Linked DNA regions of Homo sapiens: region 2 is linked to region 1. A link is a loop called in an ENCODE intact Hi-C map of the cell type or tissue named here. Cell type or tissue: Caco-2. All regions are shown on one strand. Links, peaks and the distances in the headings refer to the core of each region. The heading gives the core; the rest is flanking DNA.

Region 1 (5,386 bases), core at 204-5,203:
AATTTTGTTCTGCAAAAGACACTATTAAGAGAATGAAAAGACAAGCTACAGGCTGAGAAGGAATATTTGCAAATCACACATCCAACAAAGGACTTATATCCAGAATATATAAATAGCTCTCAAAAATCAACAATAGGAAAAATATAACCCAATGTAAAACTGGGCAAAGCATGCATACAGACACTTCCGCAAAGAAGATATAAGGATGGCAAAGAAACAATAACAAAAAAAGAAATATCTGCTGAACACCATTAGCCATTAGGGAAATGTAAATTAAAGTCACAATGCTTAGAATGGCTAAAATAAAAAAAAATAAGGAAAATACTAAGTGCTGATGAAGATGTAAATAAACTGGAACTTTCTACATCATTAGTGAGAATGCAAAATGGTACAGATACTACAGTTTGGCATCTTATAAAGTTAAACATACATTCCCCATATGATCCAGTAACCACACTCCTGGCTTCGTACCCTACAGAAATAAGCACAAAAAAAACTGTACATGAATGTTTATATCAGCTCTATTCATAAATGCCAAAAAGTGGAGGAAAAAGTCTATCAACCAGAGAATAGATAAACTGTGATACATCCATAAAGTGGACACTTCTGTTAACCAGAAGTAAACAGAAATGAAGTATTGATACGTATAACAACTTTGATGAATGTCAAGAGCAATTTGCTGAGTAAAAGAATCCGGTCTCAAATGTTAACATATAGCATCAGTTCATTTATACGACATTCTCAAAAAGACAAAACTATAGCGTTTTAGTGGTTATGGTAGTTGCCAGTGGTTACAGGTATGGTGAGGGGTAATTATGAGGGAAGACATGAGGGGAGTTTTTGGGGTGATGGAACTGTTCTTTTTCTGACTACGGTAGTCGTTATACAAACTATGCCTGTGTTGTAATAGAATTGTATACCAAAAATAACAAAATAGTCAATGTCACTGTAAAAACATTTTTTAAAAACCTGTTTTAAAAACCTGGAAACACAACCTCAGTTATAAGGCATGGTCTATAAATGTTGTTACCATTTCTAACAATTTGTTTCTTAGGAATTTTTTTAGATTATCAAAACATAACCAATCATTGCTCTTCAACTCTTCAATACTCTGAAATAGTTGGTGGATTATATAACCTACCAATATTAAGTGAGATTAAGGAATATATCCAGGGGTTATTTCTATTCTATTTTGATACCTAATTCCAATTCCACACTGCAAATCCTTGATGCCAGCTGTCTGTTGAGTAGCTACTCTAACCATAAACCCTTAACAACCTTGTACGATGTGCTGGGCACATGGAGAAAAGTATGACATGGTCCCAGAAATAGAAGAACTTTCAGTGTATGGATTTAGATAAAGAGAAATAAGAAACAAAGAGCTATAAGACTTAGGCAAGGCAAACTCTATACTGGAACACAAAATTCATCACCATCCTTCTCCAAGGTACAATTCTCTTGCATCCCCTAGCTTCCTCAAGTAAGGACCATTCTGTAAGCTTCAACGAATGAAAACCTTAGAGTAGCTGCTGGCATTTCCCTTTCAAAGTCTTGGATATAAGCAATTTATGATCATCAACGTTTGGCAATTATGACAATCAATCAAACGATATTATACTAAGTCGATGTTAGAGATTTGCTTTAAAATACTGAAACAAAAAAAAAAGGGACAGGGAGTTGATACAAGACTGGCAAATGTTAACAAAGGTTGAAGCTGGGTGACGCTTCCACAGAATTATTTTAGTCATATTACATTTGGCTATGCTTACAAATTTCCATAGTAAAAACTTAAGGGAAAAATAAAAGCTATGAAGCCTATTTGGTTAAACATGGGTGAAAATCCAAAAAGAAGTCTACTGGAAGAGGAAAACATTGAAATATTAATATTGTTACTGTTATATCTTGTGGTTAGCATAATTTTTTTCTTTTACACTTTCTATACTTTCTTAATCTTTTACAATATGCAATAATTTATATAATCAGAATATGAACTATAAATATTTCAAATAAAATTAAATTACAGATAATTTTAAAAAATCAAAAATTCAAAGCTTATTAACCTTGCTTTCACGGTCCTCTAGTAAAATCCAAATATGTGTTCTGAAGCTGATACTAAACACATCAAGAACTAAGGCAATGGATGGAAACTATTTGAATTCAAATCCCAGCTCAGGCTCTTACCACCTGGGTGACCTAAAGATAAACCACCTATGCTCTATGTCTGTTTGCTTATCTTTAAAATGGGAATGGTGGTACCCAACCCAGGCTCAAAGGGCTCTTGTGAGGATTAAAGATGTTAATTCATATCAAACTCTTAGAATGATCAGCACTAAATGTTTAAATACTATCTTTATTACTCATGCCCAAGTACTCCCTCATCCGTTTCTGCATTTATTGAACAAATATCAGCGCATCTTCGAGCAGAATTTGCCAGTGAATGATGGAAATATCGTCTTCCCTGAAAAGAAAGGATGATAAGTACTACTCAGGTGAGACTCCGCTGCCAAGTGCCAAAGGGTCATTCCCTCCTTCTCCCTGCAGCCTTTTTCAAGAAGTCAAGGCTAAAGAAGGAAAGGAGGATGGGGGAAATCAGAACTCCTGCATGAATTACAATGGACTACCCAGACAGCCAGGAGTGATCCTGTCCTAAAGAAAAATCTCTCAGTGATCAGAAAAGGGCCAGGGATACTCTGCAGCTGGAGCTCTGACCCCATCCTGGGTTCACAGAAGCTTTCAGGGAACTGAGTCCTTCTCAGAAAATTAAAAAGTGCTAATAACAAGAGACCCATCTTCTACCACCTGTCAGGCTCTGTTCCAAGTCTTTTTATTTAACTCTCAAAAGAACTCCATTAGATAGATACTAGTACCATTTTAAAGAAAAAGAAACATAGGCAGAGAGATTAAGATACTCGCCTGTTATTATACTGCTAGGAAGTGGCAGAGCTGGTTGATGGTCAGGGGAAAGGGCTGGGGAAGTACAGAACCCAGGAGATCCCCAGTCCCTGCGATGTAGGATCTTGGACCCCCGGCGCTAAGTGGGGATGCGCCAGCTGCCCCACACTGGAGAAGGCTCATTCAAAGATAACACAAATCCCGCCCTTCGCCGCAAGTGGATTATCCTCCCCTAGAGCTACTGCCCGGTTGCTACTGGACCCCAACAAAACGAACATCAGTATGGACGGAAGGAGCAGGAAGCAGGGCGGGGAGCGCTCACCTTTCTGGGAGGAACGAAGGCCGCGGCCTAGCGTACCTGGGGCGGAAGTGGCTCTGCCTACCGAGACCTCCTGGACTACGCTTCCCAGAATTCCCGACGGGATCAGGGAGACGGCCTCAGCCTCCTAGAGCGGAAGTTACCCGACTACACGGGGCTCCCAAACTACATTTCCCAGAATTCCTAGAAAAACTCTCCACTTATCTGCCTGCCTAGGACGCAAGTACCGGGTGCCAAGCTGAGAGCCTGGATGATATTTCACATGTGCCGGTCCCAAAGGAATTCCTTAACTCCCCCTTCCTGGAACCGAAATGCTTCCAAAGACAGAGAGCTCGTATATATATTTCTCTGTTTTACCCAGCGGACCGTGCATGAAAGGCGCCTTTCCTGGCGCGTGTGTCTCTGACCCTGTGGATCTTCTGGACAATTCCCGGAATTTCTTGCAGGGTAGCACTTTCCCTTAAGTCGTCTCTTTCTCGTTTGGATAGTCAGTATTTGTATAGTCACTATTCTCTTTTGGTTAGCCATCCAATTTTATACTGCTAGTCCAGTTCTACTGCCTTCCCCCTAGAGTTTGAATTTATTTTTCTTCAAACGCGACACAAACCCAAATAAACTCAACCAAAGCGGACTTTACCTACCTACCTACCTACTTACCAAGAAAATATCCCATAAAGGAGAGAACAGAGAAGCTTGCAATACAGGAAGAAAAAAGAAAAGAATTACAGAATGGAAGCGATGTGTGCGCTAAAAATGCAGGTACTTAAAGGAAATTGGGCTGATTTGTACTGGACACCGAATTTAAGGAATACAGGATCTCAACCTTTCTTTGACTCGATTACCTTTTTATTCCATTTTGGTGTGGACGCGTCTGAAACTGATAGTGCTGCTGCTACCTACCATAATGTGTTTGTTGCAAGATCCACAAGAACGTGGATGCCAAGAATCCACAAAAAAACAGATGCAACCGTTGATGAGGCCATAAGCAGAAACAGTAAATGGTTCCCACGTTTCCTCTGCTTTAACTACTGATGATGAAATGCAAGTCATAAGGCAAATAGAAGGGCTGTACTGATACAGACAAAATGTTATTATTATGGGAAGGGATAAGTCTCTTGTAAAACCTCGAAATTTTTTTCTTCTTTGAGAAAAATCTATCACCTATTTTCACCCTGCTCTTGATATAGCAAATATTGTAAGTTGTCTTATGGAGGACAGGATGATTCAGGGAGGACGGTGAATGGGTTGACTCAATCCAGAAAAGGAAGAGGAAAATAAAAAGACATAACGACCAATCTGTGAAAATGCTCACGGGGTCAGGAGATCGAGACCATCCTGGCTAACATGGTGAAACCCCGTCTCTACAAAAAATACAAAAAATTAGCCGGGCGTGGTGGCGGGCACCTGTAGTCCCAGCTACTCGGGAGGCTGAGGCAGGAGAATGGCGTGAACCCGGGAGGCGGAGCTTGCAGTGAGCCGAGATCGCACCACTGCACTCCAGCCTGGGCAACAGAGCGAGACTCCGTCTCAAAAGAAAAAAAAAAAGACACTATTAAGAGATGAGACTATTTGATTCTTTATTTAACAACTCCTTTCCAAGGAAATGTTTCTGAAAATACATACGGTTTACATATTAAAGAGGATCAATCTGATAATAGGGGATTTTTTTTTATAAAATGAAAGGAAATTTTAAAAATAAAAGGGACAGAATAATACTTTGTGTACTTCCACTTCCAGTAATAATAAAATGAGTGATTTGGAACAAACATCTGGCAGAGGAAAGATGAGCAAACTTTTTAAATGTCAAAAGGCATCAAAAGACAAGATAATGGAGAAATGGTGGGCCAAAATTCAGAAACACTTGGGAGAGTCATGCATTTGGGGCTACTTTTCTCCTGGGGATGATGGTCTAGTTTAGGATCTGAAAAGCCTAGAAGCTCTGCAGCACTTTTGACACCTATATGAAGCTGGGGGAACAAAAGATTCTAGCAAAAACTAAAATTCGCATCTTTTCAAGTGCACATAAGATTTGCACAAATTAGCAAAATGATACGGGATTTCAAAATACTGAAATACTAAATATGCTTTTGAATACAATGAAATTTGGCTAGAAATCAATAAAAATACAACTAAATGATTCATGTGTGCATTTAATAAATATTGTCTCATCTCCAA
Region 2 (5,386 bases), core at 231-5,230, 96 kb before region 1:
AAGATAAGCCATGTAGAAAACAGATCACAAAGTGAAAGAAGCAAGGCCGTTTTAAAATCAGGAATTAATTTAAATGCAAATAGATTAAGCTCTCCAGTTAAAAGGCAAAAATGGACAGAATGGATAAAACAGCATGATCCAACTATATGCTGTCTATAAGAGACTTATTTGCAATCCAAAGACAAAAAATGTTGAGTGAAAAAATGGAAGAAAATTATTCCATGCAGGATGTAAAAAAAGAGAACTGAAGTAATTGTATTAATATTAGACAAAATCGACTTAGGTAAAAAACTTGACAAGAGACAAACAATGACATTATATATTGACAAAAGAGTCAATCCATCAAGAAGATATAACAATACAGACATTACACAGCTAGTCCCCAAATATATGGTGTGAAAATTGATGGAACTGAAGGGAGACATAAATATTTCTACAATGTTTTCAGACTTCAGTATCTCACTTTCAATAATGGATACAACAACCAGACAAAAGATCAATAAAGAATTAGAGGATTTGGAAACATAAACCAAACTCCTAGCAGATATATACAAAGCACCCCACCTAAAACCAGCAGAATACATATTTTTCTTAAGTGGTCATGAAACATTTTCTGGGATAGATCATACATTAGGCCACAAAACAGGTCTCAATAAAAATAAAAAATCTCACGTATCAACAGAAAGATAAAGTCACATGAAATGTATTCTCAGGCCACAAAAAAATGAAACTCAAATCAGTAATGAGGAAAACTGGAAAATTCACAAATGTGTGGAAATTAAACAGCACACTCATAAAAACCGATGGGGATAGAAGTTACAGGGAAATTAGAAAATACTTTGAGATGAAAACAAAACATGATTCAGGATTCCTTTGGTGCTAAAATAATAAAATTCTGCTGACTGAGCTAAAAAAATTTGTGATAGAAAATATCAAAGGCAGTTCCCCACTCTATACACAATACCCACCCCCATAACTTAAATAAAACAACTTTCTCCTTTCTAGAGAAAATCACATTGGAAACAAAGCCTCTGCAAGAAGTCCTGATATATGTGCTTTTACAAGGCTGCTAAATATTACTTCATTTTTGATACCACATTGACTTGATCTATTGATGATCATTCTATTGCATTTATCATCTCAAGAGCAAGCTGAGTGGATACAAAAAAAAATTTAAATTGAAATAAGGGAAGAAGCATTTTCAAGATATAATTTAGATGTTGTTTTTTTCCAAATTACAATACAGTTGGCTCTTGAACAACACAGGTTTAAACTGCATGGGTCCACTTATATGTGAATTTTTTTTCAACAAATATATTGCAATTTTTTTTGGAAATTTGCAACAATTTGAAAAAGCTCACAGATAAGCCGTGTAGTCTAGAAATATCAAACAATTAAGAAAAATTTAGGTATATCATGAATGCATAAAATATATGTAGATATTAGTCTATTTTATCATTTACTACCATAAAATATACATGAATCTATTAAAAAAAGGTAAAACTTATAAAAACTTACACACACAAACACAGACTGTACGTTCACAGTCAAGAGAAATGTAAAACAAAGATGCAATATTAAATCAAGCCTGCATAAAGTTAACTGTAGTACATGCTGTGCTACTGTAATAATTTAATAGCTATCTCCTGTCACTGTTGTGGTGAGCTCATGTGTGTAAATATCTGCTTAAAATTCCAAGTAATGCTAATCATCTCAAAGTGAGCAGTTCATCTCTCTAGTAAATTGCGTATTACAGTAAAAAGTGATCTAAAGGTTTCTTATTTTTTATTGTGTTTAGTGCAATACTATAAAACTTGAATACTACCATGGGACCTATGTGAACTGCCACTAGTGATGTTGCAAGTGCTCCCAAGATGCATAGAAAAGTCATGACATTATAAGAAAAAGTTGAATTGCTTGATATGTACTGTAGAATGAGGTCTGAAGCTGCAGCTGCCTGCCATTTCAGAAAGATGGTTTATTTTGTAAACAGATGGTGTAAACTTACAGTATCAATACCGTACAGAACTGTAAATATTTCTCTTCTTCTTGATTTTCTTTTTTTCTTTTTTCTTTTTTTTTTGGAGCTGGAGTCTCACTGTCGCCTAGGCTGGAGTGCAGTGGCACGATATTGGCTCACTGCAACCTCTGCCTCCTGGGTTCAAGCAATTCTCCTGCCTCAGCCTCTGGAGTAGCTGGGATTACAGGCATGTGCCACCACGCCCAGCTAATTTTTGTATTTTTAGTAGAGACGGGGTTTCACCATGTTGGCCAGGCTGGTCTCAAACTGCTGACCTAGTGATCCACCCCCCCTTGGCCTCCCAAAGTGCTGGGATTACAGGCGTGAGCCACTGCACCTGGCCCCTCTTGGTCCCTCTTGGCTGGGCAGGGCGGTAGCCTGTTTCCGCTCGGGCATTCTGGGAAGTGTAGTGCAGAAGCCGTTGCAACCTTGTGTACTTCCGCTGCAGGAGGGCGAAGCAGCCGTCATCTATCCCCTCTGGGAGGTGAGTCAGCGCGGAACCTCTGCATCTACGGCGAGCTTTCCTGGCCTGGGCGTTGGACTCGCAGGTGCCTGCCCTCGCTCTCAGTGAAGGGAAGTCGCAGAGGGCGGGGACGACGGTTTGCTTGCCCTTTGTTTTTAGGGCGGTGCATGGGTCTCCAAGTTGGGAATGGCTCCTGGTCGCACGTTTGGTTTGAAGGTCTCCCGGGCGCTCAAGTTCCCTCGCCTTCCCCACCTTCCACACGCTCTGCTGTCTTCTGGCAATATAATCTTGGTAGTTTCTTAATTTCTCCGTTTCTCCTCTGTAAAGTGAGTTTCATAGTAGTACCTAACTGGTAGGGGTTTCGTGAGATTTACTTAAGATAAATAGATGTAAAAATGCGTAGGACCGATCCTGACACACACTGAAAAGGTGGCTGGTTGTTGCCAATCTGTTATTTCTTCCTGGAGAGGAGAGGCATTCAGTCTCTGAAAGCTTCTGTGAGCCCGCAGTGGGTTCTGAGCTCCAGGTGCAGCGCTACTCGCCCTTCTCTGATCTCTGCACCTCGCGAGGCTGTTCCTGGATTCCTAACGTGGGGGGACGGGGGTGTCAATTTTCTCTCCATCTTTTTTATTTTTCCTTCCCTTTTAAGGCATGAGTGTGTCTCACCTCCATGTGGTGCCTGGGGATGTCCACTGTCATTCATCCTGGACCAGAAACAGAGTTTAGATATCTTCCAACCTCCTTTCCTTCCTCAGCCTTGACTAACCGGAGGGCTGCAGAGAGGAGGGTGTTGACCCCCTGGCTCTTGGTAACATTGTCCCAACGTGAGAGGACTTAATATATGCTATTGCTATTTCTGCTTAGTTGGAGAACAGATTTCCCACACTCATTAGCAATATTATTTTTCCTGCTGGGCAAATGCTCAAATATTTATGGAATAAATGAGAGGTTGGATTAGGCATGTGTTCGTGAATGAGTAATAATAAAATTTGTTAATACGTTGAGTGCCAGGGTCTCTTCTATAGGCTTTATATGCATTAATTAGCTTAATCTTCAGAACAAAGATAATATTGTAATTCCTGTTTTACAGATGACAACACTGATGGGTAAAACATTTATCTTCCCAAAGTAAAACAACAGGAAAGAGCCTGAACTGGGAGTTTGAGCTCAGGCTGAGCTCAGGCAGAGTGGGTTCTTGACCTTTGTGCCACTCTCCTTCAGCCCTGAGAAATGTCAGTCCCATGGGGGTGCAGTGACTCACGCCTGTAATCCCACACTTTGGAAGGCTGAGGCGGGAGGATGGCTTGAGCCCAGGAGTTCAACAGCAGCCTGGGCAACATAGTGAGACTCCATCTCTACAAAAAAATTAAAAATTAGCCACACACCTGTGGTCCCAGCTACTTGGGAGGCTGAGGCAGGAGGATCGCTTGAGCCCAGGAGGCAGAGGTTGCAGTGAGCTGAGATCATCCCACTGCACTCCAGCCTGGGCAAGAGAGTGAGAGTCTGTCTCAAAAAAATTAAAAAGAGGAAAAGAAATGGTTTCACAGTTTAGGCAATGACTGGGGGATGCTCAAGAGTCATAATAAAAAAAATTTTTTTAAGGATTTGCAGGGAAGAACTCTGAGGAGATGACATTTGAGTAAATACCTGACACTGCTATTAAAATAAATAAATAGATAGGGTTTACATTATCCACAGTCTATGGATTGACCCTTTTATGAATGATTTCACTTTTTTTTTTTTTTTTTTTTTGAGACTGAGTCTCCCTCTGTCTCCCAGGCTGGAGTGCAGTGGCACGATCTCAGCTCACTGCAACCTCCCACTCCCAGGTTCAAGTGATTCTCGTGCCTCAGCCTCCCGAGTAGCTGGGATTACAGATGCCCGCCACCATGCCTGGCTAATTTTTGTATTTTTAGGAGAGATGAGGTTTCATCATGTTGGCCAGGCTGGTCTCGAACTCGTGACCTCAAGTGATCTGCCTGCCTTGACCTCCTAAAGTGCTGGGATTACAGGCGTGAGCCACTGCGCCTGGCCTAATGATTTCACTTTTAAGGATGACCTTGATGTTGCTTGAGCAAAGCAAATGAAATTAAAAACGCAGAAGAAATTGACATATAAAGTTCATCCTCTCCTCCTCCCAATTAATTTAATAGCCTGAGAATTTTGTAGCTTAAAGGAATCTTGGAGATCAATTAGTACAATCCTTGTCTGACTGTGTGTCATTCTTTGATTCTGTGTGCATCAAATACTCACTATATTCTAGGTGCTTGGGGTAAAAAGATGAGTAATGTTCATTATCTCACAGGCAAAACAGATGCTTGATTTACTAATTATACCCCAAATGCCCCAGCTACGCTGAAGGCTTCCAAGAGGAGGGATTACAAGAGAAGGACAGGGAAGCTGGTCCTCTCTGGAGGCAGAGTGGCAGGAGCAAAGGCACGAGAGGACTTGACAACCTAGGAATGAACAAAGTCTGGAAATTCAGGCCTCGAAAAGTGGCCCTGGTACATGTAGTGAGCAGAGCTGAGCCAGGCACCCCAAACCCCATTTGTTTTTTTCTACTAAATGTCGTGAAATGTCAAGTCTTGCAAAATCCTGTTACTGAGCAGAGCAGGAGGGTGCAGGTAAATATAGGACCAGAACAAAGGGAATTGGATATTAAAAATTGATCTCTCTCCCTAGCTTTCAGAAGAGAATACATTGCTCTCGTCCCTACTAGAGTGTTTCTGCCTGAAGTAGGAGGACCCACGAACAGGAGTAGCTATCTGTATTGAATGCTATCTTGTATATACTCACTGAAACCTCTTAATAACCCTACGAGGTAGATACTGTTATTGTCCTCACTTTATGGGTGAGGAAATAGGCACAAAGAGCTAGTAAGTCAGAAGAGTCAATTAGGATAT

What was found. Peaks named below come from ENCODE experiments on the same cell type or tissue, not always from the same donor. Only the 100,000 strongest peaks of a DNase experiment are listed, where the experiment ranks them.
Region 2: a loop joins it to region 1, with 15 times the contacts of the local background. A loop is called at or near these places in 1 of 110 quality-filtered maps.

Annotation. Positions count from the first base shown.
Region 1 is chr19:44,353,412-44,358,797 of GRCh38, forward strand. ZNF112 (zinc finger protein 112) reads right to left here and starts at 3,269. Exons shown (of 4, transcript NM_013380.4): 1 at 3,215-3,269. RefSeq lists an enhancer at 3,078-3,578. In Caco-2, for the core only: no CTCF peak of the experiment used is centred there; a DNase peak (open chromatin) is centred at 3,300; H3K4me3 peaks cover 1,482 bases.
Region 2 is chr19:44,257,435-44,262,820 of GRCh38, forward strand. ZNF233 (zinc finger protein 233) reads left to right here and starts at 2,452. Exons shown (of 5, transcript NM_001207005.2): 1 at 2,452-2,504. In Caco-2, for the core only: no CTCF peak of the experiment used is centred there; a DNase peak (open chromatin) is centred at 2,487; H3K4me3 peaks cover 1,566 bases.